Regions from separate parts of the Homo sapiens genome. Here region 2 is linked to region 1. A link is an interaction called in ENCODE POLR2A ChIA-PET data of the cell type or tissue named here. Cell type or tissue: PC-9. All regions are shown on one strand.

Evidence for each region. ChIA-PET counts read pairs that join two places held together with the same protein. Peaks named below come from ENCODE experiments on the same cell type or tissue, not always from the same donor. Only the 100,000 strongest peaks of a DNase experiment are listed, where the experiment ranks them.
Region 2: POLR2A ChIA-PET joins it to region 1 with 6 read pairs; 18 of 35 experiments call an interaction of 5 or more read pairs at or near these places.

What each region holds. Positions count from the first base shown.
Region 1 is chr5:179,735,227-179,739,226 of GRCh38, forward strand. All of the region lies in intron 1 of MAML1 (mastermind like transcriptional coactivator 1), which reads left to right. Among named protein-coding and RNA genes, the nearest start is that of MAML1, 4.4 kb to the left of the region's middle. In PC-9, no CTCF peak of the experiment used is centred here; no DNase peak of the experiment used is centred here.
Region 2 is chr5:179,828,724-179,832,723 of GRCh38, forward strand. All of the region lies in intron 5 of SQSTM1 (sequestosome 1), which reads left to right. Among named protein-coding and RNA genes, the nearest start is that of SQSTM1, 9.8 kb to the left of the region's middle. In PC-9, no CTCF peak of the experiment used is centred here; no DNase peak of the experiment used is centred here; H3K27ac peaks cover 1,492 bases.

The DNA.
Region 1 (4,000 bases):
GTGGGACCCTCCTCCATCCCTTTCAGAATCCTGCCACCCTGCCAGTCCCAGCTTATCTCTTTCTTCTGCCTTAAAGCTAGTTCCTGACCAGCCTAACCCACAGCAGTAAGAATCTCCTTTGTCAAAACATTTAGGAAACATATTATCTATGCTATTTGTTTTATTTATTTATTTATTTTGAGATGGAGTCTTGCCCTGTTGCCCAGGCTGGAGTGCAATGGCGCGATCTAGGGTCACAGCAATCTCCGCCTCCCAGGTTCAAGTGATTCTCCTGCCTCAGCCTCCCTACTAGCTGGGATTACAGGTGCTGGCCACCATGCCCAGCTAATAATTTTTGTATTTTTAGTAGAGATGGGGTTTCACCATGTTGACCAGGCTGGTCTCGAACTCCTGACCTCAGATAATCCACCCACCTCGGCCTCCCAAAGTGCTGGGATTACAGGTGTGAGCCACTGCACCTAGCCTATTTATTTTTTTTTGAGACAGCGTCTCGCCCTGTCACCCAGGCTGGAGTGTAGTGACATGATTTCTGCTCACTGCAACCTCTGCCTCCCCGGTTCAAGCGATTCTCCTGCCTCAGCTTCCTGAGTAGCTGGGATTACAGGCGCACACTACCACGCTTGGCTTATTTTGGTATTTTTAGTAGAGACAGGGTTTCTCCTTGTTGGGCAGGCTGGTCTCGAACCCCTGACCTCGTGATCCACCCACCTCGGCCTCCCAAAGTGCTGGGATTACAGGCGTGAGCCACCGCGCCCGGCCTATGCTATTTATTTTTAGCACATGGTCACTTGTTACTTTAGGTCGCATCTTTTCAACTAGACTGTCAGCTCTTGGAGGCAGGGAGGGCTCACACTTGGGTAGTACACATCTGAGGTGCATCTTAAGTGCCTGTTTGTTGAATTATTGATAGAAACTTGGTAGTGCTTTACTCAGTAATCTCTCCTCCTATACACTAACTTCAAAAAGCAAGTTGATGTAACTTCATGAGCCACCTTTCATGGCTCATAGTAACAACTCTTGTAAGGAGGGACTTTTGTTATTTTTTTTTAGGGAGTTTCGCTTTGTCGCCAGGCTGGAGTGCAATGGTGCCATCTTGGCTCACTGCAACCTCCGCCTCCCAGGTTCAAGCAATTCCCCTGCCTCAGCCCCCCAAGTAGCTGGGACTACAGGCTTGTGCCACCACGCTCCCCTAATTTTTTGTATTTTAGTAGAGACGGGGTTTCACCATGTTGGCCAGGATGGTCTCGATCTCCTGACCTTGTGATCCTCCCGCACTGGCCTCCCAAAGTGCTGGGATTACAGGCATGAGCCGCCACGCTTGGCCTGTGTAAGGAAGGACTTTTAAGAGTAGTTCGTGGTCATTGCAATTGAAGTAAATAATGAAAGCTCATAAAAATCATAGTTTAATACACAAATAGTTGCCTTGAATCCTCCCTAGAAAGTATATTAGGGGGGCCGGGAGCAGTGGTTGACTCCTGTAATCCCAGCACTTTGGGAGGCAGAGGTGGGTGGATCGCCTGAGGTCAGGAGTTCGAGACCAGCCTGGCTAACATGGTGAAACCCCGTCTCTACTAAAAATACAAAAATTAGCTGGGCATGTGGCGTGCGCCTGTGGTCCCAGCTACACGGGAGGCTGAGGGAGGAGAATCGCTGGAACCTGGGAGACGGAGGTTACAGTGAGCTGAGATCGTACCACTGCACTCCAGCCTGGGCAACAGAGGGAGACTCCGTCTCAAATTAAAAAAAAAAAAAAAAGGTATATTAGTAATGATTCAATTTTTGTTTAAAGTTGTTCTAAGAATTTAGACCCTGTATGATTTTTTTTAGTCCTGAGTCAGTGGGGGAAACTGGGCATGCTGTTTGAAGAGAAATTAATTCTGAGTGTGTTAGAATTTGAATCTAATTTGTCAGTCATTCCTTTTGATATCAGAGCTTAATCAGATGTGCCATGTTAAGGTGATGTCTTTTTATCACATTAAACCTTGACTTATGGATTTCTTGAGTTTAAACTCTACGGTGGATGTGCTTTTCTGTGTCTCTGCTAGGAAGAGGGACGCTTTGCATTTGGACTCCAAGTTAGTCTAGCTGAGCTCTTTGGCCTTGGAATGGGGTCATCGGAACAGAAGATAAGTATCATTAAGAAAACAGTGGCTCCTTCAATTCAGGGGGGAAGAGAGTCCTTGAGTATGTACGATTTTGGCTTGGAGAAAACAGCTTTGCAGAAAGAGATGGAAAGAAGGTACCTCTTAGTCATTGTTATTTTTGACAACTCCATGTATTTGATCTCATTAATATTTCTTACTTAAGGAATATTATAAGTTCTTAAGTTTTTTCCAAGTGAACTATATACTGTTTGGCAGTCATTTCATAGTTACTTCACCAGCAACCCATTTGTATGACTGAGAAGGGATCAGATTTACTGCTAGAGTTTACTTCACTTCAGATTATTGTTTTCTTAGGATATCCCACCACAGCGAAGTCTTAGCCACTATCTGCTTAGTCTGTTAGAGATGAATCAGAAACACTGTTTCAGGCTTTTTCTCTATTCTAATTTTCAAGGAATGAGTCTATTAGGTTTTCATTTCTTTTCCTTTTTTCTTGAAACAGGGTCTGGCTCTATCACCCAGTGGCGCGATCGTGGGGCACTACAGCCTTGAACTGCTGGGCTCCAGGGGTCCTCCCACCTCAGCCTCCTGAGTAGCTGGGACTACAGGTGTGCACCACCGCACCCGGCTAGGTTTTAAAGTTTTTTGTAGAGATGGGTGTGAGCCACCTTGCCTGGCCGAAAGTTGATTTTCTTACTTAGTTTTAGGTGTGTAAAGTTTCTTTCTCTCTTTTTTAACCTTTTATTTGTAAATAATGTCAAACTTAGAGAAAAGCTCTAAGTTTGGTACAAAGAACATCTGGTTACCTAGATTTACCTGTTGTCACTGTTGTGCCCCATTTGTTATCATTTGCACATTCTCTCTCTCCCACTCTCTGCCTCTTTCTCTCTCTCTCAGACTTTTATTCTCTGAACCACCTGAGAGTATGCTGCACACCTCATAGCTCTCTGCTGCCAAACCACCCCATGTGTACCTTTTAAGAGTTAAGAAAGCTGTTAATTTTGTAGACCAAACTCTTGTAAGAATTATGAAATAACAAATTATTTCCAGGAAGTAGATATTTCTGAATATAAAACAGATACTGTACTGTAATCATGTGGGGCATTAGTTTTTTTAAAAAGATGATCAGTGTGGCTTTAGGATCTCATTTCTTCCTGTAATGCCTGAGACCTTGTCTAGAACCCTCTTTCCTTTTTTGTCTTCAGTATCTCCCTTCCCAACTGAGTCTTTCCCTTCAGCTTGAAATTATGAACAAATATTCTCCACACTGACAAGTCCTGTGTTTTCTCACTGTCAAAATAGTATTCCATATTCTTCTTTCCCTTTGCCCTTCCCACTTGAACTTCTCATTTACTCATTAGCCTATGGTAATATGCCTTCTACCTCTTCTATTACTCTGAAGTTGCCTCCGTAAAGGACACCAAGGATGGACTTGCCAAATTTATTGGCATCTTTTTTTTTTTTTTGGAGACAGGGTCTCACTGTGTTGCCTAGGCTGGAGTGCAGTGGCACCATTATGGCTCACTACAGCCTCAACCTCCCAGGCTCAAGTGATCCTCCCACCACAGCCTCCTCAGTAGCTGGGACTACAGGCGTGAGCCACCACACCCAGCCTCATTGGCATCTTAGTCATCATTCTTCGTGACTTCTTCCTTTTCTTAGCTTCTCCTCTCTTCTGATTTCCTTTTCAGCTTTCTGACTTTTTTTCTCAGTCTCCTTACTATTTTCCCTTATTAATTCATGCAGCAAATATTTGAGCACCTGCTGTGGGCCAGAGTACAATCAGCCCTCCGTATCTGCGCATTCTGCATCTGCGGATTCAACCAACTGTAGATAGAAAATATTTTTTGGAAAAAAAAGTAAAAAAATAACAGTACAACAATTAACACAAATTA
Region 2 (4,000 bases), 93 kb after region 1:
ATTTAAATATTACAGATGGAGGTACTTGTAGTTAAGCCTGCTTTTACCTCTGCTCCCCCCTTAAACTCTATTGAAATAACAGGAAAGGGCTTACACAAAAAAGAAAACACCATAGACAAAGAAAGTAATAGAGGAAAAGACAAAGATGTGATCAGATTTTGGAAGATGGACATGGAGGGAGGGTGGCAACCTGCTGAGGGAAGCTTCAGAAATCTCTGTGCCAGAACAGGGCATCCTGGTGAGAAGGAAGACCATCTGTTCAGGTACCAGGAAAGGCAAGAGGTGGGAGTGATCGGGGGACAGGAACAAGGGGGGAGGGTTGAAAACCTCTAGGGAGTGTCAGCTAGAGACTTCAGGGCCCACTTGGCCAGATGATGGCTCTTGCCAACAATTGAAGGAGACCTCATGTTTAATTCCAGGAGCACCTGACCCAGGGAAGCTTCAGCATGGGATACTAGAGACAGGCCAGGGTGAGGCACCAGCCTGAAACTGGGCATCCCGAATGAGCAATGGGCCCAGCAGTCAGTTCCCTGGCCAGGCAGGAGGTGGGGAGTCCCTGCTGAGGGAGGTTGAATGCCCCCAGAGAAGTGTCCTACAGCTCCTGCCTGCCAGACCCCCAGGCACCCTGCAGAGGGAAAGTTAGTGATGGCGCTGGCCCCACAGAAGGCTTCCTGTCAACCTTAGTGCTTCAGTGGGATCAGACCCCTGGGTCACCAGCCATCTGAGGAAAGCCCCCACACATGGGAGAAAAGGTCTTAAAGGGAAGAGAATGTTAATGTCCTCAGTGAGATACAAAAGAGCATTGTCTGCATGAAAAAGGAACAGGATACTAGAAAAAGGATAACAAAGGGAACAGAATAAGAAAGTTCTTAAAATTAAAAAATAGAAAAAAAACTTCAAAAGAAGGCTTAGATTCTACTATTGTCTCAAGGAGATATTCCAAAAGCAAAATAGAGATAGTTTTTTTATCTTTCCTCTCCTCCTAATGTAGGAACAAGTCTAGAAGCCCAATATAGGATGAGTAGGAATTCCAGAAAGAATAGAAAACTGAAAGGAGGAAATGAACATAGAATGCAAGATAGTTTCTTGGCACCAGGCATGGTGGCTCATGCCTGTAATCCCAACACTTTGGGAGACCAAGGCAGGCAGATGACTTGAGCTCACGAGTTTGAGACCAGCCTTGGCAACATAGGGAGACACCATCCCCCACTTCCCGTGTCTACAAACACTATGAAAATTAGCCAGGCATGGAGTTGTGTACTTATGGCCCCAGCTACGTGGGAGGCTGAGGTTGGGGATGGCTTGAGCCTGGAAGGCAGAGGGTGCAACGAGCCTGGATTGTACCACTGCACTCCATCCTGGGAGACAGAAACAGACCTTGTCTCAAACAAAACAAAACAAAACAAAACAAAAAACAAAAATGCAAGATAGTTTCTTGGCAATGAGGCCATTATCTTCTAGATTGAAAGCGGCCCTGACAATGACTGAGAAAGACCCCACAGCAAAGCTTATCATTGTCAAGTGTCAGAACCCTGAGGATAAAGAAAGAGGGGCTTCTAAAACTCTAGGTTATTGTAAATACTTGGGAATACAAAGAGCAAACAAACATGAACAGCTAGGAGACAATGGAACAACTGATGACTCCAGAAATCAGTTAAAAAGGCTTTTCGGCCTAGAATTCTTTTGTTTTTGAAACCGGGTCTCACTGTCATCTGGGCTGGAGAGCAGTGGTACAGTTGTCTTCATCTCGTGGGCTCAAGTGATCCTTCTGCTTCAGCCTCCCCAGTAGCTGGGACTACAGGCATGTGCCACTGTGCCTAGATATTTTTTTTTTTCTTTTTCTTTCCCCACCCCCGAGTCAGAGTCTCGCTGTCGCCCAGGCTGGAGTGCAGCGGCGTGATCTCAGCTCACTGCAGTTTCCACCTCCTGGGTTCAAGCAATTTTCTGCCTCAGCCTCCCGAGTAGCTGGGATTACAGGCACCCGCCACCATGCCTGGCTAATTTTTATATTTTTAGTAGAGATGGGGTTTCACCATCTTGGCCAGGCTGGTCTTGAACTCCTGACCTCATGATCTACCTGCCTTCGTCTCCCAAAGTGCTGGGATTACAGGCATGAGCCACTGTGCCCAGCCCCGTGCCCAGCTATTTTAAAATTTTTTTGTAGAGATGGGGTCTTGCCATGCTGCCCAGGCCGATTTTGAACTCCTGGGCTCAAGAGATTTCTCATGTTGTTCTCCCAAAGTGTTAGGATTACATGCATGAGTCACTGTGCCTGGTCCAGCCTAGAATTCTATACCCAGCTAAAACGATCAAGTATCAGGGCAGAACAAAGTTACTTTCTGGTATACAGTCTTAATTATTTTAACCTTGGTTTGAACCACATGAAGAGAGAAACCCAAAATGAAGCACAGAGGTATTAGGAAACGGGGGACCTAACAGGACAGAGGGTGAACGTAAAGGGGGTCACAGCATCACAGCGCAGCCTCTGCCCAGAGAGCTGCCAGTCCTGGCTGGAACAGGAGGCTGCACAGCAAGCGGCACTCTCTATGGAAAACACCAGAACCAGTGGGGTCTCTGATCCACTTCACCCTTGTAGAAAACTATGGAGATGCTGTGGGAGAACATAGGGAAAGTTAGCAAATGCAAAGAGAAGGCAGGCTGGGTGCAGTGGCTCATGCCTGTAATCCAAGCACTTTGGGAGGCCAAGGCAGGCAGATCACCTGAGGTCAGGAGTTCAAGACCAGCCTGGCCAACATGGTGAAACCCCGTCTCTACTAAAAATATAAAAATTAGCTGGGCGTGGTGGCACGTGCCTATAGTCCCAGCTACTCGGGAGGCTGAGGCAGGAGAATCACTTGAACCTGGTGGGCAGAGGCTGCAGTGAGCCGAGAGATTGCGGCACTGCGCTCCAGCCTGGGCAACAGAGCGAGACTCTGTCTACAAAACAAAGGAAAAGAGAAGCCATTATCAGTGGTAGGAAAACAAAAAGCGATACAAAGAAATAGTCTGCTACTTGACCCAGCAAAGAACATTTAGATAGAGGTCCTAGCTGAAACATTGAATGTTCTTTTTTTTTTTTGAGATGGAGTCTTGCTCTGTCACCAGGCTGGAGTGCAGTGGCGCCAACTTGGCTCACTGCAACCTCCGCCTCCCAGGTTCAAGCGATTCTTCTGCCTCGGCCTCCCGAGTAACTGAGACTACAGGCGATTGCCACCACGCCCAGCTGATTTTTTGTATTTTTAGTAGAGACGGGGTTTCACCATATTAGCCAGGGTAGTCTCGATCTCCTGATCTCGTGATCCGCCCGCCTCGGCCTCCCAAAGTGCTGGGATTACAGGCGTGAGCCACTGCGCTCGGCCTACTGAATGTTCTTTTAACAAAAAATTGCGTCTTGGAAAGGGTAGTGGAAGGAGAGGCAGGTACTGGTCCAGAGTAGGAAGTGCGCAGATGTGAACTCCAGCAGCAGGCAAGAGCAGCGTGAGCTGAAAGGGCACAGGGAGAGTTTGGGGAGTGGGATGGGGGCAGGGAGTGTGCACCACAGCCTTTGGCAACTGGTGACTCTAAGCTGTGGGTGTGGAGACTTTTGACACATTTAATTTCAAAAATAGTGCAGGTGATTCTCCCCTCTGTCCCTGGTGAGTCACGTGAGCCTGGAGGTGTGCAGGTTCCCTGTGGGGCCAGCGTTGGGCCCTACGCAGCGCCTGCACGGCCCATCCACCTCCCAGAGCAGAGCTCCGGCGTTGAGGTGTGCGTGTGTGTCGTCGCACAAAGCCTCTGTGTGCAGGTGTCAGGAGGCACATGGCCTTCCATCACTGTGGCTGGAAGCGCCTGCCACATGTGGTATTGGCTCTCCCTGTACTTAGGGCCTGGCCCCACCTGCCGTGTGGCCCGTGTCCTGCATGGTTAGGAAAAAGGTCTCTTTCGACTTTCTGGCTCAGAAGCTGACTTTAGATGCTAGCTGAGGTTAATGTTTTACTGAATTGGAGAAAGAGAAAGGTCC